Linked DNA regions of Mus musculus: region 1 is linked to region 2. Evidence: chromatin loops called from intact Hi-C (ENCODE). Cell type or tissue: left cerebral cortex. All regions are shown on one strand. Each heading gives the region's core, and the rest is flanking DNA. Links, peaks and the distances in the headings are about the cores only.

Region 1 (14,820 bases), core at 4,198-9,197, 110 kb after region 2:
GTGTTGTGAGATTTACTTATAGATGCTATACCACTAAAGGATGCAGGGCCTGACGGCATAACTGGAACCCCAGGCCTTGGGAAGAGGATACAGGAGGATCAGAAGTTCAAGGTTATCAGCTACATAGTAAGCTCAAGTTCGCCCTGGGGTACCTGCGACCCACAGTGATCATGTCACCCCCTCGCCCCCTTTTACTAGCATTTTTAAAATTAGTTCTACATTTTTATACAATGTATTTTGATTATACTCACCCCTCCTCCCCTGCCCCCACCCCCAGATCCACCCCGACCTTCTTATCCACTTAGCTTTTCCACCTCCTCCTCCTTCCCAGATTGTACTACCCACTACCCTTGGCAACTAGCCCTTCCCTGGAGTGTGTTTGAACTACCCGGGGTCACACCATTTAAAGAAAACTGACTCTCCCTCTCCCAACAGCAATCTGTTGCCAATAGCTAGCTTCTCAGACAGGGTAGGTGTGGGACTTCCTGCCCCCCTCCACGCTGAGATTTTTATCTAGCTTGAGCTTGCGAGGTCTTGCGGATGACATCATAACCGATATGAGTTCGTACAAGCAACTGCCTTTTATCCAGAAAAACAGCTTCCTTGTAGTTACCCACTGCCTCTGGCTCTTATAATCGTCCATAGAGATCCTGGAGTCTTGAGGGGCGTGGTGTGATACGAACATTCCATTTAGGGTAAAGAGTTCTGTCTTCTCTTCCCTGCCCGTTAACAGAGGCTCTCTGTGTTAATTACCATATACTACAAGAGGCTTCTCGGAAGAAGGCTGCATGAGGTACCGATCTCTGGGTGTAGTAATGAGTCAGTCATTAGGAGCCATTTTAATACTCTGTGCATTGAGCAGAGTAATAGTAGTCTTTTTGCCATCTTCCGAGTCTCAAGAAAAACACGGGAAAATGAGAGGCTGTATAGATCCTCACTTAAACGCAGATGCGGCTAGTTCAGAATCCGCAAGGAAAATCCACATGCAGTGTAATCTGTCCTTTTGGCTTTCTCTTTCACTAGTAGGAGTTTTAGAGCAGTGTTTCACCTAAAGAGAAAGTAAACAGAAAGTATAGAGGGCTTTAATATCCCCTGTGTCCTGTCTGCGCACACTCAGCCTCTCAGCATCCACAGGTAGTAGGATTACGGTATCAGTATTTCCCACCCAAAAGCCGTTGCTGATATCAGACCCTCTGCTGGTGCCATAGGATTGGACATGTTCAATGCCATGTGCGCCCACCACCGTTACATTATTATACATGGAGGTTTCAACACCTTGAAATCCCTCTTGGTTTGCTTATCCATCCCCCTCCCACTCCCACCCAACTCCTGGCAACCCAGGATCATCCTCTGTTCCCATATTTTTGCTTCTCTGGAAGACGGTGAGATTTTTCAGCATGGCTTCTTTCACTGGGTAATGGCCATGTACATCTCTCATATCCCTGTGTGACTCCGTGTCTCTCTCTGCTGCATAATAGTACCATCTGGTTGTTCCAGACCATCCTCATCCATTCATTCACTGTGGGACAAGTCAGTTGCCATCAAGTTTGGGTCATGGTGAACAGAGTTGCTACAGACTATCTATGTTGAGGGTTTTTTTGTTTTGTTTTGTTTTGTTTTGTTTTGCTTTGTTTTTTGATTTATTTATTTTATGAGTACACTGTAGCTGTCTTCAGACACACCAGAAGAGGGCATCAGATTCCATTATAGATGATTGTGAGCCACCATGTGGTTGCTGGGAATTGAACTCAGGACCTCTGGAAGAACAGTCAGTGGTTTTTTTGTTTGTTTGTTTGTTTTTCTAGACAGAGTTTCTCTGTATAGCCCTGGATGTCCTGGAACTCACTTTGTAGACCAGGCTAGCCTCGAACTCAGAAATCCACCTGCCTCTGCCTCCCAAGTGCTGGGATTAAAGGCGTGCACCACCACCGCCCAGCCGTCAGTGCTCTTTTTATGTTGAGTTTTTATGCAAGTGTTTAAATCCTCCAGGTAAACACCGAGAAAGATGCCCTAGTCAGGTTTTGGCAATTTGACACAAACTAGAGCCACCTGAGGAAGAGGGTACCTCAATTGAGGAATTGCCTTCATCAAGTTTGCCTGCAGGCAAGTCTGTGAGGCCGGGGGTTTTTTTTTTGTTGTTGTTTTTGTTTTTTCTTGATTGCTTACTGATGGAGGGCTCAGCCCACTAGGGGTGGTGCCACCCCTAGACAGGTGTGATCCTGGGTTCCATTGGAAAGCAGACTGAGCTAGGCTTGGGAAGCAAGCCAGTACCTCCAGGGTCCAGCTTAATTTCCTGCCCTGACTTCCCTCGGTGATGGACTGTGACATGCAAGTGTAAGTCAAGAAATCCTTGGCCCCTCTCAAGTTGCTTTTGGTCCGTGGTGATTCATGGCCATGGAAAGCAGATTGGAGCGTGCTTATTCAAGCCTGTGGTGACGGTATGTTGAGTTTTGTAAGAGACTCTTCCACAGTGGGTGAGTTCACCTGCTTTCTATGTGGTTGATGTTCTCAGTTTGGGGTGTTTTAAGACTTGCACGGAAGTGTTATTCCACGGTTGTTTGAATTTGCAATTCTCAGGGCTGGAGAGACAGCTCTGTGTTTAAGAATATTTGCTGCTCTTTCAGAGGACCATAGTTCAAGTCCTAGCCAACCTTTTTGGGTAGCTCACAAATCTTGTAACTGCAGCACCAGGAGATTTGTTGCCCTTTTCCAGCCTTACCCAGACACCTGTGTATATGTGTGCATACATACACAGACACACACATACATATAAAAAAAGATAATAAAAATAATTTTATTTACAATCTCCTAATGACTTGATGTTGAATGGCTATTCCTGGTTGGCTTTGCCATTTCTAAGTGAACCTAAATCATTGCTTCTTTTTTTTTTTTTTTTTTTTTTTTTTTTTTTGAGACAGGGTTTCTCTGCACAGTCCTGGCTGTCCTGGAACTCACTCTGTAGACCAGGCTGGTCTTGAATTCAGAAATACACCTGCCTCTGCCTCCCAAGTGCTGGGATTACAGGTGTGCGCCACCACTGCCCGGCCAAATCATTGCCTTTTAGACTAGTCAAAGGCTCACATACGGACCTCCTCATTCCCTCATGCCGGTCACGGGCTATTCCACTCCTCTGTGACTGGGAGAGGCCACTCGGGTCCTCCACTCCCTGTGAAAATGAAGCCCTGAGCTTCTGTTTGGACAACAGACTTCACTCCAGATGAACGGGACTTGGGGCCAAAGCTTAGTGGAGACCATTCTAACTCTTTGAGCAGAAAGAATATGTATGTATCACTAAAAGATTCTCTTGTGTCAACATTCAAAGAAATAAGGACAATATATAACTCCTATCCCCCTAAATCTTCTGCAAAGAAGAAAGGGGCTAAGTCAAAGACAAATACAATTTTGGCTTTCTTTGTGGTCAAGCATCAGGGATTTGTACAACAGGGGCAGATTCTGAAAAGGCAAATTGTTCGACAGATTCAAAAGAGATTAAATCATGTAGTTATGGAAAGATCTGACAGATGCTCAGAGTGGTCCTGTGCCCTGGTACCAGGAGATAAAGACACTTGGTGGCCATTTGTGATGCTGCTAACCCATTTGTCCTATGTGTGTGCCCGCCCAAAGACCTGTCACACCCTGGTAAGCCCGGGAGACAAACGCAGAAGCCCTGCGCCACTCCCCCGCTATGTTAAAAATGTGCGCCTATTTTCCCAAGCGTGCTTCGATTAAAGAGAGCACATCTGTTTTAAGTCCCCCTTTTATGAAAATTACTGTGCTTCCTCGGCAATGCTTATCTTTTAATTTTGAAATTCTTTGTAGCAATAACTCAAGATAATAACCAACCATATTTCTGGCCCCTTTAAAAAAATAAACGGGGGGATGGGAGGGGGGGAAAGAGGCAATGTGTCATTTTTGAGCTTTGAACTCCAGGTTCTGATCCTCCCCCTTTGGGCTCAGGGCCTCTTCATTTGCGTTTAGAATGGAGAAGCCCCCTGGATTATGCTGCCAGCCTCCAGGCCGCTGCAGACAGGCCCAGCTTGAGACTTGGGACTATTCATCATGCCCCCGGCAGGGGGGAACCCTCCTCTCTTCCCCAGCTCCTCAGAGCGGCTCAGCTTCCTTTTCCAGACTCTCTGCCCCACCCCCAACCCTTCCTACAAGCCTCTCACTGGAGCAACTCTGCTGCGCACCTCAAGCACACAGCACACACACACACACACACACACACACACACACACACACACACTCCGAATCCCCCCCCCACCCTCACCCCGCGACTCCCAACCCCCCTCCCCCCCCCCCACCACACCGGATCCAGCCTGACACCCAAAGCTCCTACCCATCTAGCATTTACCTTGTTTACCAGCTTGTCCTTTGCTTTTAACAATTTTTATTTGCTCTTATTTAATGCATGAGGTTGTTCAGCCTGCTTGTGTGGAAGTACACCGCGTGCATGCAGTGCCCGCAGAGTCCAGAAGGGGGCGTCAGATCCCTAGAGACTGGCTTTACAGCTGACTGCGCATCTCCGTTATGGGTGCTGGAAATAGGACCCAGGTTCTTTGTAAGAGCAGCACGCTTTATTGTTGAGTCCTCTCTTCAGCTCCGTGTCTCTATGCTTTTAAAGCGCTGTTTTGAGAAACGTTTAAACTGTGTGTGTGTGTGTGTGTGTGTAGTGTGTGTGTTGTATGTGTGTTGGTAATGTGCCTGTCATAGGTGTGTGCATGTCATAGCATGGACATCAGAAGACAACTTTGTGGAGTTGGTTCTCTCCTTCCATCTTTACAGTGGTTACAGGGATCGAACTCAGGTCCTCAAGTTGGGGGCGAGGGGGCGCGGCGGCAAAAGCCTTTTCCACTGAGCCATCTTTCCGGCTCTAGAGTATTTTTAGAGCCCACGTGTTTCTCAGGTTGTATTTCCCCTCCTGACATCTTTGCTCCGATGTGTTACCTCCAGCCCCCCAAGTATGGAAGAGCAGAGAGAGATGCTTGCACACGGGTGGTGGTGTATAGCTGTGGTCCCGAAGTATCGGAGATGCCAAGAGACCTAGGCTAGCCTGGACTACAGTGGGAGCCGCTCTTTCCCTCCCTCACTTCAAAGAGAGATGGGTCTATGAGAAGGGGGCACCCTGGGAATAAATGTTTTCCAGGGATACCAGGAACACTCAAGCAGGGGGGTGTTCTGCTGACTCACCTCTCAGTAGCAAGAGACAAGTCCCGGCCCAGGCCTACCTCTCCCATTCTGAAAATGAAAACAGACATTTTTCTACAGTATCTACAATGTTTGCCCCACCCCATCTCTCTCTTTCCTTGTCTCCCTCTTTGTCTCATCTCTCTATGTCTATGTCTGTCTGTCTGTCTGTCTGTCTCTCCTCCCCCCTCTTTTTGTCTCCCCTTCCTTGCTCCCTCTCCCTCTCTCTTCCCTCTCCTTTCCTGCCCTCCCTCTGCCCACCCCCACCTCTTCAGGCACCAGGCTTGCACATGGTACACGTAACATACATGCAGGCAAAACACACATGAACGTAAAAAAATATTTTTAAAAAATCAAAGACCTCAAATGTTTTTGTACATGCAAATGATGAAGGCCTATCTCCTGTCAATCATCCTTGACATGGGAGCGGGGTGGGGGGGAGAGAGAGAGAAGGATTCTGGATTCTCGGGACTGTTGGATGAGGCAGAGAAACAAAGAGCATGCCAACTTTCTGAAGAATTGGGCTGCTTCAGTGTGGGCTCTCTCATGTTTTCCCAGCAACCACTCTGGCAAACGAAATTCAGCATCAGTTACAATAGTCCTTCCCGAAGTCCCTAGGCTGCACCTGCAGAAGTCCTCCAATGCTCTGACCCCTCCCCCCAACGTACAATGGCGGCAAATGTCCAGAGTCTCCAGCCTTCCTGAGTCACAACTTCAGACAGGGCAGAAAGTTGGAAAATGAAGGGGAGGTGGGAAGGGAAAGGGGCCCTCACCTGGAGTCTGGTTGAAGCCACCAGTGGATCGAGATTCCAGCCCAATGAACAGACTCTGTTGCTGCACAGTTTGTCAACATAGAGAAATAGTCCTCTCCTAGGGAGATGTTTCAAATAAGAACATTAAAGCGAGGGGCTGGAGAAGCTTCAGGGATGGCAGGGCGGCTCAGCGCTGGCTGCTCTTCCAGAAGACTTGAGTTCAATCTCCAGCACAAATGGCTCCAAACCATCTGCAACTCCAGTTCCAAGTTGGGATCTAACGCCTTATTCTGACTTATATGGACAACACAATGCACACACTGCTGCATAAACAGACATATATGCAGGCAAAGCACTCATACGCAAAACAAAAATAAAGGTTAAGAAATTAAAAACAAGGGGCTGGAGAGATGGCTCAGGGGTTAAGAGTACTGGCTGCTGCTCTTCCAGAGGACCTGGGTTTAGTTCCTAGCACCAGAGCCACCATAACTCCAGTTCCAGGGCCTCTGGTGCCCTCTTCTGGCCACTGAGTGTACTGAACACACAACACCTACTCCTATGTATACACATAAATGAAAATAATTTTTAAAGGATATTAAGATGTCAATGGATGATGAGGCCCCAGTATGGCTTTCCTCTCTTCCCAGATATAAACCTGGATTTCTCCAGGAATTTCACAAGAACCCCCATTTACAATGGAAGATATTATTGAAAACATTTTTTCTGTGTATGAGTGTTTTCATCTGCTTGCATGTATGTGTAGCATGTGTATGCCTGGTGCATGAGGCCAGGAGAAGGCATCGGATATCCTGGAACGTGAGTTACAATATCTGTGAGCTGGCCTGAGGATGCTGGGACCCAAATTCAGATCCTTAGCGAAAGCAGTCAGTGCTGGGTCACTGAGCGATTGCTCCCGCCCCATGAAAGATAATGGCTTAACCTCATCATGTGACCCTTGAGGCTCTGTGACCTTCTCAGCTTGCAATTCTTTCTGATACATTTCCAGAAAGAAAAAAAAAAAAAAAAAAAGTGGGGTGGGGAGATAAAGGGGAGGGGCTTAGAAACTTTTCAAACAGTGAAATTCCCAAAGCTGCTAGAATTCTCTTTGCAGATACACGTAGGAGTGTGATGAGCCCACAGCCGTGCTGGGGTGTATCTTTTGGAAGGGTTCTCTGGTACAAGGGTATCTTAGCAATTGGGAGCCAAGGAATACCACACACCCAACCTCACATAGGAGACTGACTGGGCAGAAACACAGAATGGTGGCTGCCTCTGAGCTGGAACAGAGACCGCAGCGGGGCGGATGGATGGAACGCATGCGCTTTAGAGGGGTTTTGGAGTATGCGCAGTGGGAAGTATGGCCTGGCCTTTGACGCTGAATCACAGGGGTGTGGATTTCCGTGTCGTGGGTTTGGGGACAGGCCAGGAAGCAGGGTGATTGTCCACTGGCCTGTTACCTTACATTTTACTCTACATCTTATCCCTCAATGCCCATTTTTAAATCATTCATGATTTTACGCCTATGTTAAAATCTTTTCTTATGAGCCGGGTGTGTTGACTCACGCCTTTAATCCCTGCACTCAGGAGACAGAGGCAGGCAGATTTCTGAGTTTGAGGCCAGCCTGGTCTACAAAGTGAGTTCCAGGACAGCCAGGGCTAGCTACACAGAGAAACCCTGTCTCGAAAAAAAAAATTTTTTTTTAACTTAATTTATGTAATCTTACTTAATTTAATCTTACTTAAATTTCAGCTCCACTTCATGCTGGCCGGTCCTGAAATTCTTCTCTGCAGTGAAGTCTCCAGCTTCGCCTGAGTAGAGGTCTCTGGAGAGACCTCCTCAGGCTATTGCAAGCTGCATGAAGCAGGGGTTAGAGCCCTGTCTCTAGAGCACACTACTGACGCTGATATTCCCGGCTTATGTCACATCTAACACCTGACACAAAGGTAAGCGCCCCATAGATGACACTTGTGCCCAGTTGCTCAGAGGATGACGAAAACAAAACAAAACAAAACCGAAGCGTGTGCACGTTCCAGGGAGACAAGACCGTGATCACATATGTGTAGAGGCCAGATGACAATGTTGGGTGTCATTTCTCAGGAAACATTCACCTTGGATTTTGAGACAGCATCTCACTGACCTAGGGCTCAACAAATAAGCTTAAACTAGCCAGCCAGTGAGCCATGTGGCTTCTTCTGTCTCTGTCTGTCCTGCTTTGGATTGCGAGTGTGCACCACCATGCCTGTCTTCATACATTGGTTCTGGGGGGTTGGGGGCATCAAACTCATGTCCTCATGTTTGAGTGGCAAGCACTGAACGAAAGGGAGCCCAGCTCCCACCTCCCAGCTCCAGGAAGTGGGGGTTTGCTGAGGGAAAGAGAAAGGCTTACCTATATTTCAACTTGGTCATCTTGATTCCTTCATTGCTTGCTCTTGGCCTTTTCCTTGGTTTCTAGAAGGTGGAGCTGCTGGCTCCTGGTCCACTCTTGGCTCCATATCATCTGTGAGTTTCAGTGTACACGTGCATAGCCCTGTGCCTCCCTTATGGTCCCTGCCCAACTGGGCCAAGCTCAGGCTCACCAGGGACAGTGTTGTGACGTGTGTGTGTGTGTGTGTGTGTGTGTGTGTGTGTGTGTGTGTGTGTGTGTATAGCCTCTCCGATCCTTCTGTGCCCACACAGGCTCATCAGGGACAGTGCTCTGGCTTTCAAGCCTGGAACTTCCTGCTGTAGGACATGGCTCTTTGTCACATCAGCTTTTTGCAAGGGGCCACCCCTAGTGCGCTTGTTGACAGCTGCTATCCCCTCAGAGAAGGTCACCGGACCCTCACCTAAGATTCCTGCTTCTCTCTCCTGCTCCTCTCAGCCATTTCTATGACATCCCTTAAACCCATTCAGGCTTTGTGTCTCTGGAGCCGTTGGGACAGACGGGCTAGGGAATGGTAATTGAGGGGTGTTAAGTCTGCTCCATCTGTGCAGTTATAGGGAAACCATTATCCACACTGGGTCCAGACCTTACACTGTGGCTGCTCTAGGGTCCCCACATTCTGGTCGGTAGAGTCCTACCTCAAGCTCTGTGAGCAAGCCCAGTAAACCCAATGGTTCCCAGGGTGAATCTGGGTGGAATGATACTCAGGTATTGTTAGAACTTTATAGGGGAGAGAAGTAATGTCATATGTGTCTCTCCAGGGACAGAATTCTCCAGGCACCTCCTTATCCTGTGTGCTCTGGCCATGCTGGCTTCCTATAGCTCTGAAGCATGGAGCTAGCCACTCTCTATGGAGGTTGGGGAAGGCGGGGGTGGGGTGGTGGTGGGGGGGGTCCATCTTTCACACCAGATCCCTGTCTTTGATTCTCTTATACATACTCAGTCAAACCACCCCCTTTCTACCCTTTCTTCTCACACTGTACTGTTTTCTGTTCTATTTGCTTCAGTTTGTTGAAACTGCTTGTTGTCATTCAATGAATTAATTTGCCTGGCTCCCTGTGAGTTCCATGAGGCCACTGAGTTCACCAGAGCCCGTCCACTCACTCTCTGAGAGGCCTGCCCTTATCAGCACACTTTGGGTTCGGCCATCTGTTGGGACATTCCCAGTCCCAGAGTTCCTCTTTGCTCTTTGTGTGATTTTCCTTTTTGCTGCCTGTGACTCAGTCAAACTTGTCTTTACCCAGCAGGTAGCTGGTTGTCTAGGAGGCTGTGTGTGTGCACATGCGAGCAAGTGTGTGTGCACGCACGCACACTTGAGCTACTGCTACTGGAGAACACCACTCCTTCACAGGTTCTGGCCCTGGAAGGACCTCTCAGGCATACTAAGGAAGACCGGGGATGCCTGTGGCCGGTCATTTCCAGGGCACTGCTACAGAGACGCAGCAGAAGGGGTGGGGGGAACTCAGCAGAGGCAGGTGACTGTGGAGATGCTGGGATGTCACTGTAGGCAGATGTGACATGCCCATGGCACCTCACCAGAGGTGGCGGCTACCAGGACTTTGGGGTCAGGAAACCATCTACAGAATAGAGACAAAGAGGCCTGGGGAAGCAGATGGGCTCCTGGTCCCCAGTGCTACACACTCTCCACACACATCAACCTTCCCGGTTCTTTTTCCAAACCTGCCCACCAAGTCGTCAACACCCTCAGCCTCCTCCTGAAACCCAATACTCACAGTGTTTCACGACCCCCATAGCCCCGCTCCAGTGCTTCCCTACTACTGAATACATTGAACACTTTGATCATATATTTTGGATGTTGCTCTTTTTCCTTCCTAGGCTACTGGTTCATCTTTCTCAAAGCCACAGAGTTGCCTGAATCCCTTTTAGGCTCCCCTCAGCCACAACCTTCTCAGCAGGAACACTTGCACATCCTCTGACCACAATTCCTAAACATAGCAATCTCTCCTTACCCGTCCCCTCTGCCCCCTTTTGGCTTATGCTATCGTCCCAACTCCCTGGCTGTCCTCTGAACTTTGCACAGCAGTTCTTGTTCACAAAGGATCCCCATGAGGCCTGTGAATCATGGAGCTATCCCCACAGTGGCCAGGATACAGGCAGCACTGGCTCAAACCACCTAGAGAACAGAACTTAGTACCTCTGCGCCACACCGATCAGAGGCCACGCCCACTTCCTGAAGGCCACGCCCCTTCTCAGCACGTCCATCGTCCTGTACAAAGTGAATGGCAGATAGAACCCCTGCTATCTGCACCTGGTGCCTGCTCCTGGGACTCTTAAGTATCAAAGTCAGACTCCCGAAGCAGATTGAGGCTTGAGAAGAGATGACATATTCTTATCCCAAAACCACCCACAGATTTTTTCTAATTTTAATTATCATGATGAACTGAACATGTGTTTCAGCTTGGGAAGGAGAAAATAAAGTATCATCATGGTGACTGCTCTCTGCTCAAAAATGAGGAGTGCCCTCACGAGGCGTGCAGAGGTTTCATTTCTAATCTAGCTATTTTGATAAGTACCTGTCTACAGAGATGAATAATGCTTTTATATGGAATCCCAGAATCAAATCTTTCTTTAATATTTTATTTTATATGAGTGCTTTCTCTCCCTTTCTGTGTGTGTGTGTTTGTGTGTATGTTTGTGTGTGTGTGTGTGTGTGTGTGTGTGCGCGCGTGCCCCCGACCACACGCCTGACTGCACGCGCATGCGCGTGTCTGTCTGTCTGACCTCATTCACATGCAGTACACTAACGGTGCCATGACTGAAGTTGTGGAGGTTGTGAGCCACTATATGGGTTCTAGAATCGACCCCAGGTACTCTACAAGCGCAGTACTTGTTCATAATTGTTGAGCCATCTCTTCATCCCTGAGATCAAATCTTCATCATATATAATGTAGTTTTAATTCATTTGTTTTTATTTATCATGTGTATACGCATGACCCTCTGTGTGTATGCACACATGCGTCCAGGTACTTCAGGAGGCCAACAGAGGGCGTCACATCCCCTGAAGCTGGAGTTTCAAGCAGGTGGGAACCACCAAAAGTGGGCTGAACCTGGGTCCTCTGCAACAAGTGCTCTGACCACTGAGCTATTTCCCCTGCCTTTACAATGTGATATTGTGAGTCACATTGACAGAATGACTCGTTCTGAGCCAGGGTTATTATTTTTTTTCCCAACTGCAGAATTTCAGTGGCATACATTTTAAAATAGCCTTTGATGTTCACAAACAAATATATTTTATCTCATTGCCCGAGAGGAGATAAAAAGACATTTGGATGTGAGGACTTCAGTCGGAGGCTGGAGAATGAAAGTAGGAGCATCAAGTCAAAGGGGATGGTTGGGCCAGGGAAAATGGCACACAGCAAGAAGCACTTGCTGCTGGGACATGGGCTCTGCTCCTAGCGCATAGCTCCAATTCCAGCTTTAGGTAATTCAGTGCCCTCTTCTGGCCCATTTGGGTACTGCACTCATGTATGCACACATCTCCCTCCCCCCATAATTAAAAATAAATCTTAAACAAAAAAAGGGGGAAATTCTTGGTGCTACGGAGGTAGCTCAGTTAGTAAAACGTTTGCTGCACAATGATGGGGACCCGAGTTTGAACCCTGAGCACCCACATAAAAAACTGGGTACAGCAGCATGCATCTGTAACCCCAGTACAGCAGGGATAGAGACAGGTGGGTGGAAGGATCCCTCAAACCAGCCAGACTAGGCAATCGGTGAGCTTCAGGCTCAGGGAGAGACCCTGTCTCAAACAGTAAGGTAGAGAGTGATTGAGGAAGATACCCAGTGTTGACCTCTGACCTCCACGCATGTACTTGTACATACGCCAGAACACACACACACACACACACACACACACACACACACACACACACCTCCATACAGTTATCTATCTTCTCCCCCCTGCCCTGCTGAGGACTCTGCATGGGAAAGCAAACACAAATGACCCAGCTCAGAAGAGCATAAATCATGCAGCCACAAATGGTGACGACATGATTCTTGTGGGAAATGCCAACACTTTGAAGTGATTTGAACGATTTTATTTTTTAAACAAGACTCTTGATAGGCAGAATCCAAGAAAATAAGCTACTTCCTCAAGAGGCTGGAGTTTTTCAAATATAATCCTTCATCCTCCACATTGAGAGTTGTGAAGTCTCTAATCTGATGATTTTGAGTGCACTCCTGTGTAGCTGTGGGGCCATCGTCAGGGTAGGACCTAAGGACATTTTTTTTTAGCCCGACATAAGGCATGTGTTGGTGACTAATTGCCACACATTTTACCTTCTCCAGACATCTGTGTGCCAGAACTTGTTTGCCTCTAAAATGGGTTCAGCTACCTGTGGTCTCTGTGCCTGGCTTTTGCCCTCAGCTAGAGGTTTTCAAAGCTCATCTATTCTGTGGCCTGTAGATTCCATTCCTTTTCCTGAGTGAACAGCGGCCCATCCGGCTATACCACGTCTTGTTTAGATGTGTGGATGAGCTGTTTGTACTTCATAGGCGTGAAAACGTTCAAGTACAAGCCTGTAGGTAGCCAGACCACTTCCAGCTCCCTCATATATGTACCTGCAGGTCTAATCGATGGGTCTCAGGGCAACTCCACGCTTTAAGTTCTGGATGAGCTAATAAACTGTCTTCTTAGCATACCCAGCCCCATTTCACGGTCAAACTGATCATGGATAAAGGTCCCAGTTTCCCTTTGCTTCTTGCAAGGAGGCTGTGTATGCTGCTGTCTGTGAGCCTCCTTCCCGCTCGCCCCACCTTCTGGGAGGTTGATAGGACAGTTGCTCTAGATCCAAAGGATAATGTAATGAATGACCCGAAGCAGAAGGCTTTGTGTGCGCTGGAGATTTGAACTCAGGTCTTTGCGATTGCCCAGCAAGCGTGCTTATACACTTTAATTTTGGTTTCGATGTGTCGTTCTTAAATAACTAGTTAGGTTTCTTGGCCTTTCAGAGACAGCTGTTCAAACCTTTGCCTTTTTTCAAAAGCCATGTGCATGTGTTCGTTGCTATGAATAAGTGGCAGAAAGACGTAGGCCAGGTCAGAGTCGAGTATCCCATGGGTGGCTTCAAAATGCAACCTTGGATTCTGAGAGCTCACTGAAAATTCGGTTTTTGAATAGCATATTTTGAGGCACTGATTTTTTTTTTCTTCAAATTTTGATGGGATTCACTTTGTCTGGTTTTTAAGAAGCCAGGATCCAGTCCAAGGTCGTGATGCTCGCATCTTTAATCTTAGGTTGGTGTCTTGGCTCCATTTTGGTGCTTGTCATCCTGTTTTAACAGGCTGTGGTGCAAGGTTGGGCTGTGCCTCCAGTCTGTGGATTGTGGCGTTGCTACACGCTGTTTATTGAAAAGATTAGTTCCGGCACTATTATGGCGCCCGTGAGCATAACACAATGCAGGTTTTCATCTGGATGGCACCCTCAAGCCTCCTTATCCATGAGCTTCTTTCCCTGTAACTGGCTGGAGACAGCCTGTAGCCCGTGCAGGAGCTGTTCGTTGTTCACAAGGAAGCTGTGCATGTTATTGTCTGTGAGCACTTAACCAACCAACCCTTCCTACCACTACCATGTAAAGTGTCCCACTTCACAACCTGGCAGGTTGATGGAACAGCTGCCTGCCATCCTAAGACTAATGGGACAAATGGCCCCAAAGCAGGAAGCTTTGGAGAGCAGAAACTGACCCTTCTCCAACAATGTGAGGTAGGGAGGTTGGGGCAGGGGGGGGGGCGTGTTCTAAGACTATGGTACCAGCAAAAGCTCTGGAAAACTTTTGGGTTCCCTCTGCTTTTGGCAGTGTATTGGGGAGGGGATGTCTTGGGAGTCCAAGGTGCCCCTCTCCCATAAGCTTCAACCTTCCTCTCCATCTGCATGTGACCTCTCCGTGGTGTGTCTGTCTGTAACTTCTCCTTTCAAGCCACTGGTCATCAGCTTCAGGGACCATCTGAGGGCAGTTGTGACTAATTATACCCAGGAAGGTAATTTCTGAATAAGACCACACTAAGATTGTCTGTGGGTACGAATGGAGGGGGGAAGGTTCTCGAAATCAGGCCCCAACCAGCTGTGGATCCAGCTGTGATCATCCATTCCAGAGAGCAGCCAGAGTTGGGGAAAGAGCCCGTGGGGGTGGGGGTGGGGTGGTATTTCTCCTCACCCCCTTTCAGATGTGGAGCCTGCAAGGTCTGGCTGTGACCTGGTAAGCCAGCACCAGGCCCTTCTCTTCTTCCCTAGACCTGGGGACAGTGACAAACCCATTGTCATTTGTCCCTGGATGCTCGGCTCCCGCTTGCTATCTCTCTGACCTCTGTGGGGAAAACTCTTATTAAAAGACAACCACCCAGCCACCTGAAGGGAATCTGTTCTCCCACTGGGCCTCTGATAGAGTCAGCGATTGTGGCTGCTTTGCTCCGTACAAGGGATAAAGGTGATCTCAACTGGG
Region 2 (13,735 bases), core at 8,413-13,412:
TAGAAGGCAGTGGTTATTTTTATACCCATAGATTTGTGCTGCTCCCACAGAGAAGTTTCTTATTACGGTGGGTAGCAGTTAATGAAGAGACTCACTAGGGATTCCATATCACCCTCCCTCATGGCTCAGGGGACACCATGAAAGAATAGGTAGGAAGCATTGTAGGAGATGGAGGACTGGGAGAGAGCACTCGGAGCTCAGCAGTGGGGACCCTAGATGACAGACACTCTGTAATTACAAAACTAGGAAGTGGTCCTACTGTTTCTTTCTGGGGAAACTGTGCACATGCTGATGTTATAAGAGCCCAGCCTGTGGGCTGGCAGAGACGTGATTCTCCTAGAAGCAGGAGCAGACAGATATTCCTGAAAGATAGTCCAACCTAAACTCTGGAACATCACTGTCCTTCAGGCAAAGCATGTTGGGAACATTTTTTTCTTCTTCTCCCGTGCATTCCATTGGGCACTTAAAATCTGAGGTGCCCTCAGCCTCCTGGCTTCAATAACCACATCAAAAGCCTTTGCAGGGATATTTCTCCTCTGTGAAACCTGAAGCCATAGGTGACCTGCTATTATGTGGGTAATTAGGCCACTCCCTGGGCCCAGTGAATACACACACAGGCTGCCAGGGCTAGAAGGAAACAGGTGCCTCCCTAGGTAGGACACCAGTGACCCAGCTCCAACTCTCCACCCTAAGAAAACCTTACTTCAAACCTCAGATGACTCCTGAGGGAGCTGCAATGGGGTCCAACCATGCATTCAAACAGGGGCAATGGGTGACTTCCTGGACTCAGTCATTACTCTGCCACAGCAGCTGACCCCAACAAACACTCACCCCACAGTAACAGCTCTGTGGTTATTAAAGGGATAGTGTGCAGGAGTCCTTCTTTGGAACCATTCAAATGTCATAATCTGCCCTTGGTGACCAAACCTAGAGGACCCTATAATGCCTGTTGGTCACCAGTCCCTCAGCTCCACTCAGGTGTCTGTCCTTCTCCCAGAACACATCCCAGCTGGTCTACGACAGCCTCTGTGCTCTTACTTCCGGTCATCAAGGTCATTGTATCTCCTCTCCATTCCCAATGGACAGACACTGTTTGTGTATTTGATGGCAGGAGCAATCGCAGCAATCCTGCGGTTCCTCAAGAGGAAAGGAAGTTAGCCCAGGCTAAGCCTCATAGGCGGAAAATAGCAGCGAAGCAGAAGAAATGTAGCCAAATCCTTCACAATGTTTTCAGCTGCCATGTAACTCAGCCCGGAAGCTTTTCTGGCTGTGGCCATGCAGTTCCAGCTAATACCTACCTGCTGTTGTACACTGCCATTATAGACTACTAGGATTTGAGAATCTTCACCCCACCCCCACCCCATCTTCCTGAATGCAGTGTGTCTAAGAATTGCTTGGACCCAATGACACAGATAAGGTCCACCCAGAGATCTCTGAAAACATGAACACAGGAAGAGTTCCAGCCCTCGGCCTCCCAGGCTCACACCAGACTGCTTCAGCAAAGGGGCAGAGGAAAGAGAGGCAAAGAAGTATTCGAGGTGAGCAACCAGGGCCGTGAATGAGGCATTGGGAGTCCAGAGACTGGACTCAGCCTGCCTCTCTCTGAACGGTCTACACAGCAGGAAGTGTCACCTTTGCAGCACAAAAAGTCCATATGGGAAGCATAGCTGAAACCTGGAAAAGAACTCGATATCCATGGATTTTAAAAACATGAGCCAGTGACCCAGTTCCTTCCATAATCGATCCTTAGCTAGTGCCTCTGAATGACGCTGATCAGAGAGCACCAGTCTCCCACTAATGTTAAGATCATCAGGCCGGGTGGTGGTGCATGCCTTTAATCCCAGCACTTGGGAGGCAGAAGCAGGAGGATTTCTATAAGTTCGAGGGCAGCCTGGTCTACAGAGTTAGTTCGAGGACAGCCAGAATTGCTCAGTGAGATCCTGTCTTGAAAAAACAAAAACCCAACCCAAACCAAGCAAAATAAAAACAAACAAACAAAAAAACAAACAAAAAAACGAAATACCCAACAGCATTGGATTGTTTCCTGTGAGTTAATATGGTAGAGTGTAGTGAACCCTTTCCTTCCCAGGTTGGTCTTGGTCCATGTTTTATCATAGCGACTAGGATGATGGACAGGATATTATAATCAGATAAAGTTATTATGGTCGACGGAGAGCCACCTGCTGACACCCCTGTCGCAGCAGGGTTTCATTTCTTATTGCTGTGATTGAAAACCAGACAAGAAGTGAATTAGAGAGGTAGGATTTCTCTTGGCTCAGGTTCTGAGCACACCGGCTATCGCGTTGGTGGGATCAACACAGTGCTCACATACTGACATTTATTTAGGAACAGTAGAGCGCCAACCGAAGCACACCCCACCCCCACCCGACCTCCCCATTCCCCATCCCACTCCACCCCACCCACCTCTCCATACTCTAACCCTCCCCACCTCATCCCACCCACCTCCTAACCCCTGCCATCACCCCAGGGAGCCAAACAGAACCCTCCCTCCTCAACCCCCACCCCATGTATCCCTTAAGGCCATGCCCATGAGACTCAGTTCCTCTAATGACGTTTCACCTCCTGAAGACTCTATACCCTCTCAGAACAGTGTCCCCAGGAGGAGGTTGGCGGACACCAGCTGGATCAGCACCCATCCCTCTCTGTCTCCTGTCTGAGTACCCTGTGAGCAACAGCCTCAACTTCCAGACGCTGTGCCTTTCCCTCCACAGTGGACGGTGTCCCCGAGCTGTGAGGCAGAACAAACCCTTTCTCCTTGAGTCGGGTGTTCTGTCCCAGCATCAGGAAGAGCAAGTGGTACAACTAGAACATCAGCATGACCACGGTCCTGTTTCCAGCACCAAAAATACAAATATGGCTGCCATGCTCCCCGTGGGTGGGTGGGTGGGGCGAGAAGCCATATCTCAGGTCTCTGGGTCCTTGGGTGAGGTTGAACCCCCCATAGGAGGATAAAGTCCCCGAGTAACTTCCCTCTTTCGCCATGAAACCCAGATCCACTCATGGGGCCTTCTTAGTACTTATTGCTTGAGGCCCCATGCCTATGACAGTGGCCTCTACCTAAGGTTGATGAGCAGGCCGGTGCCCATTAGCCTAGCCCCAGGTGCTTACTTGACTGGCTGACTGGGGATGACAGCTAGCCAACTGATACCTAGTGCTGCTGGCTGTCACACCTGAGGTTCTTCTCCCCGGACAAGTAGGCATCTTGGCCCCCATCTCCAGTGTTAGGTGACAGCTGACTGCCCAGACTTGCTAGGCAAGTCCTGGCTCACTTGTCTCAGTCCCAGCAAACTCAGCTGCCTCTCTGGGCTGGAGAGGAATCTGGCATGACTCCCTCACTCTGAAGACAGCAGCTGCAGACTTCACAGAGCTTTCCTTCCCCATCCTCTGCCCTTTGGCTCTGGTGCCCATTGGGCTTCTGTGCTGGGCCCTGAACAACTACAATGGAGAGGCAGCTTCAAAGGTCTGCCCAATGTGTTGGCCATCTGTATGGCAGGGCTACCTTTAACTCCAGAATTTCAGCTTTCCGATCTGATCTGGGGGACAGGGTAACAAAAGCATTGGGGGCAGAGAGGTAGAGGCATCTGGGAGATGGGTCCATGGGTAAAACAGCTTGCTATGCAAGCACGAGGACCTGGGTTTAAATCCCCAGGACTTAAGCTGAGCATGGTAGAGTATCTACCATCCAGCTGTCCCACAGTGAGATAGGAGGCAGAAGTAGAATTCCCAGAAGCTCGAGGGGCAGTGAGCTTAGCATTCACAGAGGCAAAACAAGAGACCACCCCATTCTACCCCAAGCCGTCTCATATTAAGTGGAAGACAAAGACCTCTGATCTCCATATACGCAAGGCTGACTTCCTGGCTATCTGAATAGCCCAACCTACAACAGTTGATGTTTTGACCTCAGGTCCAGAGCTCACCCAGCCTTATTCTCAGCTGAGCTCTTCCTCTGTCACCCCTACTCCGACCCAGGCATGATTTAGCAGCCATTGATTTGGAAAGACTGGAGCCAGGTAGAAGTATACATCACTCCAGAGCCTGGAGAGCTCTGCCTTTCACTCAGAAAGTCATCACAGGCCCACCAAACCTGCCAATGAGGCCTAAGAGTCTCTCTCCTGTGCTGTTTGGATTTTTGTCAATTAGATACAAGCTAGGGTCATCTAGGAAGAGTGACACTTCCTTGAAAAGATGCCCCCATCACATTGGACCATCGTCTAGGGAGCGTTTTCTTCATGATTGATGTGGGAGGGCCCAGCCCTTTGTAGGCAGTGTTATCCCTAGCCAGATCTGGGCGAGGTGGCACATACCTTTGGTCTCAGCACTCGGGGAGGTAGAGGCAGGCAGATCTCCATGAGTTCGAGGCCAGCCTGATCTGCAAAGGCTTCCTGGACAGCCAGGGCTACATAGAGAAACCCTGTCTGGGTGGGAGATGCAGGGAGCAAATTGAGCAGGGCGTGGGGTTCAAGCTAGCAAGCATTATTTCTTCACGGTCTCTGTTTCAATCCCTGCCTTCAGGTTCCTGCCTTCCCTTCATGACAGGCTGTAAGATGAAAGAAACCTGTTTTCTTCCCCAGGTTGCTTTTGGTCGCCGTGCTTATCCCAGCCACGGATGACAAAGTAAGCCAGAATCCGCAAACGGCCTCTGCTCTGCGGCCTGTTGGGATTCACTCTTTCCTTGATTCGTTTCCAGTCTGATTTCTTTGACCACCCAGACACTGCTGGGCTCTAGACCAGTCGTTCTCAACCTGTGGGTCGTGACACCTCCAGGGGGTCCTGTATCAGCTATCCTGCCCATCAGATGTTTCCATTATCATTCAAAACAGTAGCCAAGTCACAACTGTTTTAAAGGGCCACAGCATTCGGAAGGTCGAGAACCGCTGCTCTAGACGAAGCCCTGACCAGCAGGCTGACTCTTTTTCCCAAGTCCGTGTGGTTCTCTCTCACATGATGCTCTCTTTGGCTCCGATGCTGTTCCTAACTGCCCTGCCTAGGATGCAGCTACCTCCATCCATCTCCTTTAGCCCCTTGGATCTTTCCACTTTCCCCATTCTCCCAGCATGGAAGATCCACTCGGCTGTTCTCCATGCTGACATGCCTAGGCCCACCCTCTACCTCCTTCTGGAGGCCGTAGTGTGAGACTACAGAGCTTTCTTTCCTCAAGCATCTTCCCGGGATCCTTCCTGCCCGCCCGCACCCCCCCCCATCCCTGAGAAGAACAGAGAATGACCCATCAGCAAGCCAATGGGTTACCCCGAGAATGTGACAAAGGGTGAGGCTGTGGGTCCCAAGGGTCTGCAGATAGAGGGACGAGCCAGCAGCCTTGGGTGCAAGACCAGGCCTTGGAGGGTATCTCTACCTTACCTTATACCACAGAGAGAAGTCTGGCTCCCATGTTGCCCTGTGGATGAAGGTGGGCAGGCCGAGCACAAGCTTTCAGGAACCATTGAATTCATTGTGAGGCTGAGCTGGATCTGCGTCCATAAGGCCAGGAGGGGTAACAGTGTCAGACCCCAGCCCCAGAGGGCGCTCTGCGGTTGATTCAGTAGCCAGGAGCATCCAGAGAGCTCTTCTGGGGCCCTTGCTTTGTCTCCCACTCTGCAATCCAGGGGAGATCTGCAGCCCCTTTTCCTTGGCAACACTCAAGACAGAAAGAGGAAGCTACATGCCCAGCCACCCACGGGGAAGGAGATTGGTTCCACTCCTGCATGAGGTTGTCGACGAAGTCATTCTGCCTTCTAGCAGGACAATGGAGAATTGAAGAAAGAGGGCCGAAGAAATGGCTCAGTCGTTAAGAACACTTGCTGCTCTTGCAGAGGACACAGGTTCAGTATCCCAGGACCCAGATGGTGGCCCACAACCGCCTATAACTCCAGTTCCAGGAGATCTGACCACCTTCTTCTGGCCTCCTAGGCCACCAAGTAGGCATGTGTACAGGTACAGTTACAGGCAAACACTCACACACTCAACTAGCCAGGGAGTCTGCTGGCTAGTAAATCCCAAGTGGCCAAGTGGCCTGCTTCTAAATCCTTCCTTGTAGCTGTCTGATATTCACTCCATCCCAAGTCTTAAAAAATAAATAAATAAAATTGACGTTATTACCTTCATTTTAATGCAGAGGGAACAGAAATCAGATCAGAGAGGTTAAGTAACCAGCCTAAGATGCCACAGCTGAGGTCATAAATAAACATCTCTCCCCTTCAATCTCTGACTTTGAACAGCCCTCTTAAGAGACTGTAGAACACAGATGCTTCTCCGTCCAGGAGGAACGATGACAGCTCCACAGGGTCTGTTCCTGGAAACCCCAGCTGGCTGCTGACATTTCCTGGGTGCATGCTGTTCCGAGGCAGATGTCACCCAGGACCCCTGAACCAGATGGGGCTTCTCAGATCACAGCTATAACGTGACTCTCGGGACTCAGTTTCCCATCTGTGAAATGAAGAGGCTCCTTCCTCATCTTGCTTCAGCAGTTCCTGTACAATCAAGTATCTTAGTTTGTCCCAGGAGCTCAGTAAGTAGCCGGATGTACCAAAGGCTCGCTGTCCAAGTGACTCACGTTGGCTTTTAAATGATGGATTTCTGGGATTCTGTCTTACTATTAGTTTGCTGTGACAGACTAACCAACAAGAAGCAACTATGTAAGGGCTTATTTCGGCTCACGGTTGAAGGGCACAGCCCTTCATGGTGGGGAGCCACAGTAACCCGTTTGTGAGGTAGCTGCTCACGTTGCATCTTGCTTCAGGGCAGGGAGCAGAGAGAGAGATGAATGCTGGTGTTTGGCTCACTTTCTCCTTTTTTCTTCAGTCCTATGGATGGTGCTGCTCACAGCTAGGGTGAGTCTTCCAACTTCAATTAACCTAATGTGAAAACTCCCGCACAACAGCAGCGGCCTGAGGAGCGTCTCCTACATGGTCCTGGGGCCTAGAGAGTTAACAATAACCATCAACCAGGATGATGCCCGGGTTATATTTACTGTGCTTCACAAACTGTCATCTTGGAAACAGCCTTGTGCCTGGCCTTACTAGATTGGATCTTATTTTTCAGGTAAGAAAACCAAAGCCCAGAATCCGGAATAGCTCAGCCCTAGTCAGGTGGCTCTAGACCAGCGGTTCTCAACCTTGCTAATGCTGCAACCCTGTAAATACATGCTGTGGTGACCTTCGCCCCATAAAATTATTTTGTTGCTACTTCATAACTGTAATTTTGTTACTGTTATGAATTGTAACATCAATATCTTCTATGTGGGATAGCTGATACTCAACCTCTAGGAAAGGACCCTTGGGCCTTAAGGGGGGGGGGGGTCTCAATCCACAAGTTGAGAACCAATGCTCTAGAAAGTGGTAGAGGGATTTTCAGACCCAGTGATGGTAGGTAGAGCTTAAGGTTGCCCCAGCTTTGTGTCCAAGTTCCCCCCCCCCCTCCCCCGTTTACTGTGTCAGGGAGGATGACGGACCAGTTTCCAGACTAGGAAAACCCAGGTACTGAAGAAATGAATAAAGCTGAAAGAAGCAGCGGTAGCTGGGGTGGTGGACAAAGAAAGGCACTGGCCTAGCAGCTGAGGGGCAGAGGCCTCAGTCGCATGAGCCCATGGAATAACTGTAGAAGTGGCTGTTAATTTCAGCAAACTGTCTTCCGGTGTCCTCTGGGACACTAATGCAAAACAGAATCACGTTTGCCTGCTTCATTTTGTGAGGTAATTCTGTAAATTTTATTTACTTGTTTGTTTATTTATTTATTTATTCGTTTATTTTATTTTTTTAAATTAAACTCTATATACTAGGGTTTAAATGCTGCTCACATGGGGGGTTCCTGAAAGCCCTGGAGGGGGCACACGTGGGTCTGCCCGTGTTTTAAACAGAGGTATCTCCAGCAATCCGAAGTCACTTAGCCTGGTGCACTTTACACCTTTTTAAAGATTATTCCCCACTGCCCTCCCCATCCCCACCCCGACACATTTGTGTGGAGGTAGCAGAGACGGAAAAAGCTGTGCTGTGTCTTTAAACAGGGAGGAGCGATCAGCAGAAGCCTGGGCTGTAAAAAGGCTAATGCGCTGTGGAAGAGTAGGAGTTTAATCTAATTTAGTTGGAGGGTGTCTGTCTGCGGTGTTGTTTTTTGGAGTGTGGGAACAGAGGAGGGGAGCTGCCCCCTTGAATGGTCCCTTCTGCGCCAGAAGCAGTGGGGAGCCGCGCGACGCCAGCGATCCAAGGCCCGGCCTTGAAAGAGGATTAAAGCGATGCTTGATTTGCAATTCACACGAAAGCGCCCCGCGAACCTCTGGTAATATTTCAATCCACATTTCAAGGGAAGTGGCCTTAAAATAGCGGCCTAAATTGTTCTGCCGCGGCCCGGACACTCCTTCATGCATTTTATAACGCAGAGGGCCAAGGGCCTTTTCTCTCTGCGCCTCACCACCCCCAACCACCCCGTATCTTACATGTGCTGAAGTGTAATTAAAACTTGTTCTTAAGTTTGGGGCAACCTACACTGCTTTGTGGTATGAGGTGTGTGTGTTTTATGCTTGGAGCATATGTTTGTGTGTGTTAACTAAACATCACTTTGGATGACTTTAATATATCTCCTCCGAAAGGGGGGGGGGGATTGTGAGGCAGTCGTGGAACCAAGCCTAGTGGGTTGGAAAACTGAATTCTCAATGTGTGCCTTTTAAAGAGACCATTACCAGTAAGCAGACCACTTTCCTTACTGTAAGGAACAGTTTGGAAAATGCAAACAGAGATCTTAAGAGCTTTCCAACTGGATCCGCAAATAGGAAAGTTCTAGAAATGGCCTTGAAGCTACCAAGACAAACGTTAAGGAGCCAGCTCCCTGGTTCATCTTCAGGCTGGGAGACAGGATGTTCATGTCTTTCTATAATCTCTGCCCATACCCCACATGTTTACTCTTGCAATTAGCTTGTAACAGGCTAAGCTTCTGGCTTAATTTTTCTTTATTGTAGGAGACGAAGTACTTTTTTTTTTATCTTAAAGAGATTATTTGGGTTCTCTCTAATCCTATTTCAGAAACCCCTCTCAAGACTTTATGGTTCCTTCACCCATACTGAGGAAGGATGCAGCTTTGATTACCACTGAGACCCATGGCAGAGAATCTTTTCTTTTTTTTTTTAACTTCTGACTTTACCAATTAAACAGGGCCTTCCTTTCAACTCCCCACCACCTCCAAAATTATTTAACTCAAGACACCATCTGACTCTTAAAGAGTATTCCTTCCAGAATACCTTGCACTCTCCTTGGTAGACATTTGCAAGAACTCTACGCTAATATCTACAGACAGTATTTTGAAATCTCACGTAGATAGATATATTAGGAGATTTGGGGTCCAAAGTACCCTTTGCTCTAGGATGCTATTTAAAATCATGTTTAATTATCAAGTTTCATTAGAAACCCTTGCTCAAATTTTGAGAAACCTAATAAGATTTCCATTAATTTAAACATAGCTCTATTCCCAGGCCAGTCCCCCCCACCCCACCCCAAAGCTTTCTCTTCCCTCTTTTATCCCTGGTTAAATATGTAAATAAAATGTCTAAAGTCGTTCTTCAAAGAAGACAAAAGAAAAAAAAGAGCCGAGGGGAGAGAGACAGCCATAAAATTCCTCCCAGCTCTCCATAACGCTTGCCAGAGGGGGGCCGGTTTCCGAGCCAGGGCTGAGCAGCAGGGGACCCGGCTGCTCTGGAGTCACTCGTCTCAAATCCCACACACAGGAGAGAGAAAAATAAAATATCTTTTCAGCTGGAGCCATCAAAGGGGTCCTTTCATTTATTAGCGTTGCCTTCCACTCTCGCTATCTCGGGGCCCTTATTTTTAGATACTAATGTCTATTTGTTGCTTTCCTTTCTTTTTCTATACTAGGTTGGGCAGATGGAAGAAATTCTGTTAGCTTTTTCTTCTCTTAATATATTTTAAGGGAGTCCCGGGGGTTGGGGGAGAGAAGAAAGGAACGTGAAGTGATCATAGCTAAAATAAAAGGTCGGAACACTGTAGAAGTAACCAGAGCATAAAAGACCAATTACGTGGGGCAGTCTCAAATAGCTCACACCCTGCTCCGGAGCTGAGCTCACCCAGGCTACTTCCACGCCCCCCACGCCCCAAGGGGCGGGGGGGGGAGTGTGGAATTAGAAGAGAGAGAGAGAGAAAACGGAAGGCAAAAGTGTCAGGAAGGACCCCTTGCAAACTAGTCTGTCTTAAAGCTAAGCGATAGCCCAAGAATCTTACCTGACTTAAAAGGTTTTGGAAACAGCGTACTAAACTATAAATATCTAAGTAAACCATCCTTATCCAAGCCGCAAGCGTTCACCACACCGCAGGTTTTTCTTGGGTCACTAACACGGTGGTGGGTGGTGATTCTGACTGTGTTAACCTCAGTCTTCCGGACCGCTGTTTCCACGGATCCAACTTCCTCCCGTGAAAGGCAGAGGGGACCAGGGGATCTAAAGGTGAGGCATGAGCCTGTGCACACCCCTCCGCCCCCCACCCCCAGGACTCAGCAGGTCCTGGGAGTGTCCCAGCCTCAGGTCTGTCCGCTATGTCTGACAAATGAAAGGGGGGTAAAGAGGAAGAACTCCCTGCAGATGGGACGCTGAAGCCTTGTTTTAATTAGAAGTCGATCCTCTGCAGGAAGCGCAAGGCAGGGCGGGGAGGAGGGGTCCTGGGTAGCCTCGTTCCTGGCTTGGCTGGAGCCACTGAAGGCTTCCAGGCATCTGTGCACCCAACTCGGCCCTGGGGTGCGCAAGACTGACTGGCCGAAAGATGAGCAGGGGACTTAGCTGCACCTATGCAGTTGGGGGAGTCCGCACTGGAGGTCCTGGTAGTTTCCCAGACACTTAAAACGCAGACCTGAATGGGGGTGGGGTGGGGTCTAAGGAGAGAGTGGGCCACCGCCCTGAGGGCTGTTTATCCAAAGCCAAGAGTCCGCGACAGGTGCCGCACCCCAGATCTCTCGGACATCTAAGGACTGCGGTGGGCTCCCATGGTGCACTCACTCCCTGTGCGGGGGAAGGAGGTTGAAGCTCTGTGTCCTTATCACAGATTAGCCCAAAACCAACCAAGGGGCAGGAGCCAGCATAGCAAGGCACGGAGAGGCCCCACCACTCTGCGTGGGAACCAGCCGTGCGCGTGTAGGCCGGGGCTCAGCCTCCGCCTCCCAGGAGGACGCAGGCCGAGCACATCTTTCGCCAAATAATATAAATACACAACTTCCTATAATAAATAAACTCAGCCGCTTGGAGAAACCACCAGCCGGCTTGGCGCGATGGTCCCCAACACGGTGGCCTTGGCGGGGCAAGGGTCACCACGATTCAAGCCAAGCCCCTCTTCTCGGGGTGCGGGGTGTCAGCGGCCCGGAAAGTCTCCTCCCCGCCCCCTCCCTTCTTTCTTTGAGTAGACCTTGCAGAAGAGGCCCTAAACTCCGGCTTCCCAAGTCCCCTCCCCCTCCCCTGCACTCGGCCCTTTTGAAATTTCAAAGGCAGCCCCTCCCCGGAGTCCGAGCTCCGCGCCCCGGGCAGCAAACCCCCGGCTTCGGGAAGATGCGGGCAGCTTTACAAGCCGAGGGGCCACTTTTTTATGAGCACGGTCATAAAACGCAAATCCCGTGTCTCTTTGAAAGTGCCCTCCGCCAGGGCCCGGTCGTAAAAGTAGAAGATGCGTCCCCAGCCCCCAACCCCGGGTGAGGACCACCCTTACCCGAGTCCCCAAACTTCCCGTAACCTCGGCGTCCTTGGGGTACCGGGGACAATCTCAAGGCCTCCCACCCCCCCTCTGGGGCGGGGAGGGCAAGCAGAGAGGCCGGCAGGAGGTGAGGCTGGAGGCTGGGGTCCAGCCCCAAGCTGGGGCTGAGGGCGGAGGCTGCCCGGGGCGCAAGGCTTTCTGATGCAAAGCAGCAGCGGGGCGGGGCGGCGGGCGGAGGCGGGGCCTGTCACCAATCGGCTTTGCTTTTTTTTTTTTTTTTTTTCCCTCTTTGCTACTCTTTGCCTCTTTGCAAGTCTTCTCATCCCGGGACGCCGTGCTGGAAGCAGCTGCGGGCGCCGGGAGGGAGGAGCTCCAGGGCCCAGGGCCACGGTGTGCCCGCGCTGCCCCACCGCGGTCCGCGATCGCCCGCGCCCGGAAGAAGAGGCCAAAGTTTGCGCGCTGAGCGGCGCTCGCTCCGCCGTATTGTTTGCAAACTTCGCTCCCCTCCCCCGCCGCCCCCCGACTCCGCTGAGGCCGCGCGCCCACCGCGGTGGCCCCGGGCGCCGCGAGCGCTCCGGCCAGACTGGATGGGCATGCGCGGGGGCCCGAGCCGGGGCGCGGAGCCGCGGGCAGCAGCAACAGCCCGTGCCCGGGAGCGGCGGCCCTGAGCGGCGCTGGGACATTGAGGGCGCCACCATGCAACACCCGGGCCCGCGCCTGTGGCTGGTGCTGCAGGTGATGATAGGCTCGTGCACGGCCATCAGCTCCATGGACTTAGAGCGCCCTGGAGACGGCAAGTGCCAGCCGGTGGAGATTCCCATGTGCAAGGACATCGGCTACAACACCACCCGCATGCCCAACCTGATGGGTCACGAGAACCAGCGCGAGGCGGCCATCCAACTGCACGAGTTCGCGCCGCTCGTGGAGTACGGCTGCCACAGCCACCTTCGCTTCTTCCTGTGTTCGCTGTACGCGCCCATGTGCACCGAGCAGGTCTCCACACCCATCCCTGCTTGCCGGGTCATGTGCGAGCAGGCCCGGCTCAAGTGCTCGCCGATCATGGAGCAGTTCAAATTCAGGTGGCCGGACTCCCTGGATTGCAGCAAGCTCCCCAACAAGAACGACCCCAACTACCTGTGCATGGAGGCACCCAACAACGGCTCGGATGAGCCCAGCCGGGGCTCTGGCATGTTTCCTCCGCTCTTCAGGCCCCAGAGGCCCCACAGCGCGCAGGAGCACCCACTAAAGGACGGGGGTCCGGGGCGCGCAGGTTGTGACAACCCAGGCAAGTTCCACCATGTGGAGAAGAGCGAATCTTGCGCACCGCTTTGCACTCCGGGGGTGGATGTGTATTGGAGCCGCGACGACAAGCGCTTCGCTGTGGTCTGGCTGGCCATCTGGTCCGTGCTGTGCTTCTTCTCCAGCGCCTTCACCGTGCTCACCTTCCTCATCGACCCATCGCGCTTCAGGTACCCCGAACGTCCTATCATCTTCCTCTCCATGTGCTACTGCGTTTATTCGGTGGGCTATATCATCCGCCTCTTCGCGGGCGCGGAGAGCATCGCTTGTGACCGGGACAGTGGGCAGCTGTATGTTATCCAGGAAGGACTGGAGAGCACGGGCTGTACCTTAGTCTTCTTGGTACTTTACTACTTCGGCATGGCCAGCTCTTTATGGTGGGTGGTCCTCACCCTCACTTGGTTCCTGGCTGCTGGAAAGAAGTGGGGCCATGAGGCCATTGAAGCCAACAGCAGCTACTTTCACCTGGCAGCTTGGGCCATCCCGGCTGTGAAGACTATCTTGATCTTGGTGATGCGCAGGGTGGCAGGGGATGAGCTCACTGGTGTGTGTTATGTGGGCAGCATGGATGTCAATGCTCTGACCGGCTTCGTGCTGGTCCCGCTGGCTTGCTACCTAGTCATCGGCACTTCCTTCATCCTGTCCGGCTTTGTGGCTTTATTCCACATCCGGAGGGTGATGAAAACGGGTGGGGAGAACACGGACAAGCTGGAGAAGCTCATGGTACGCATAGGGGTCTTCTC

Evidence for each region. Hi-C counts contacts between places; a loop is a spot of excess contacts. Peaks named below come from ENCODE experiments on the same cell type or tissue, not always from the same donor. Only the 100,000 strongest peaks of a DNase experiment are listed, where the experiment ranks them.
Region 1: it touches region 2 in a loop (2.1-fold over the local background); 1 of 42 quality-filtered maps calls a loop at or near these places.

What each region holds. Positions count from the first base shown.
Region 1 is chr5:128,700,234-128,715,053 of GRCm38, forward strand. It overlaps Gm33995 (a long non-coding RNA gene), which reads right to left and starts at 9,166. Exons shown (of 3, transcript XR_377093.1): 1 at 8,327-9,166; 2 at 5,961-6,057; 3 at 5,187-5,238. In left cerebral cortex, for the core only: CTCF peaks have their summits at 4,467 (motif pointing right) and 6,468 (motif pointing left); a DNase peak (open chromatin) is centred at 7,154.
Region 2 is chr5:128,588,829-128,602,563 of GRCm38, forward strand. It overlaps Fzd10 (frizzled class receptor 10), which reads left to right and starts at 12,278. Exons shown (of 1, transcript NM_175284.3): 1 at 12,278-13,735. The coding sequence starts at 12,390. Fzd10os (frizzled class receptor 10, opposite strand) reads right to left here and starts at 11,859. Exons shown (of 6, transcript NR_015517.2): 1 at 11,709-11,859; 2 at 5,380-6,936. In left cerebral cortex, for the core only: no CTCF peak of the experiment used is centred there; DNase peaks (open chromatin) are centred at 9,708, 9,909, 10,466, 10,668 and 4 more places; H3K4me3 peaks cover 3,401 bases; H3K27ac peaks cover 913 bases.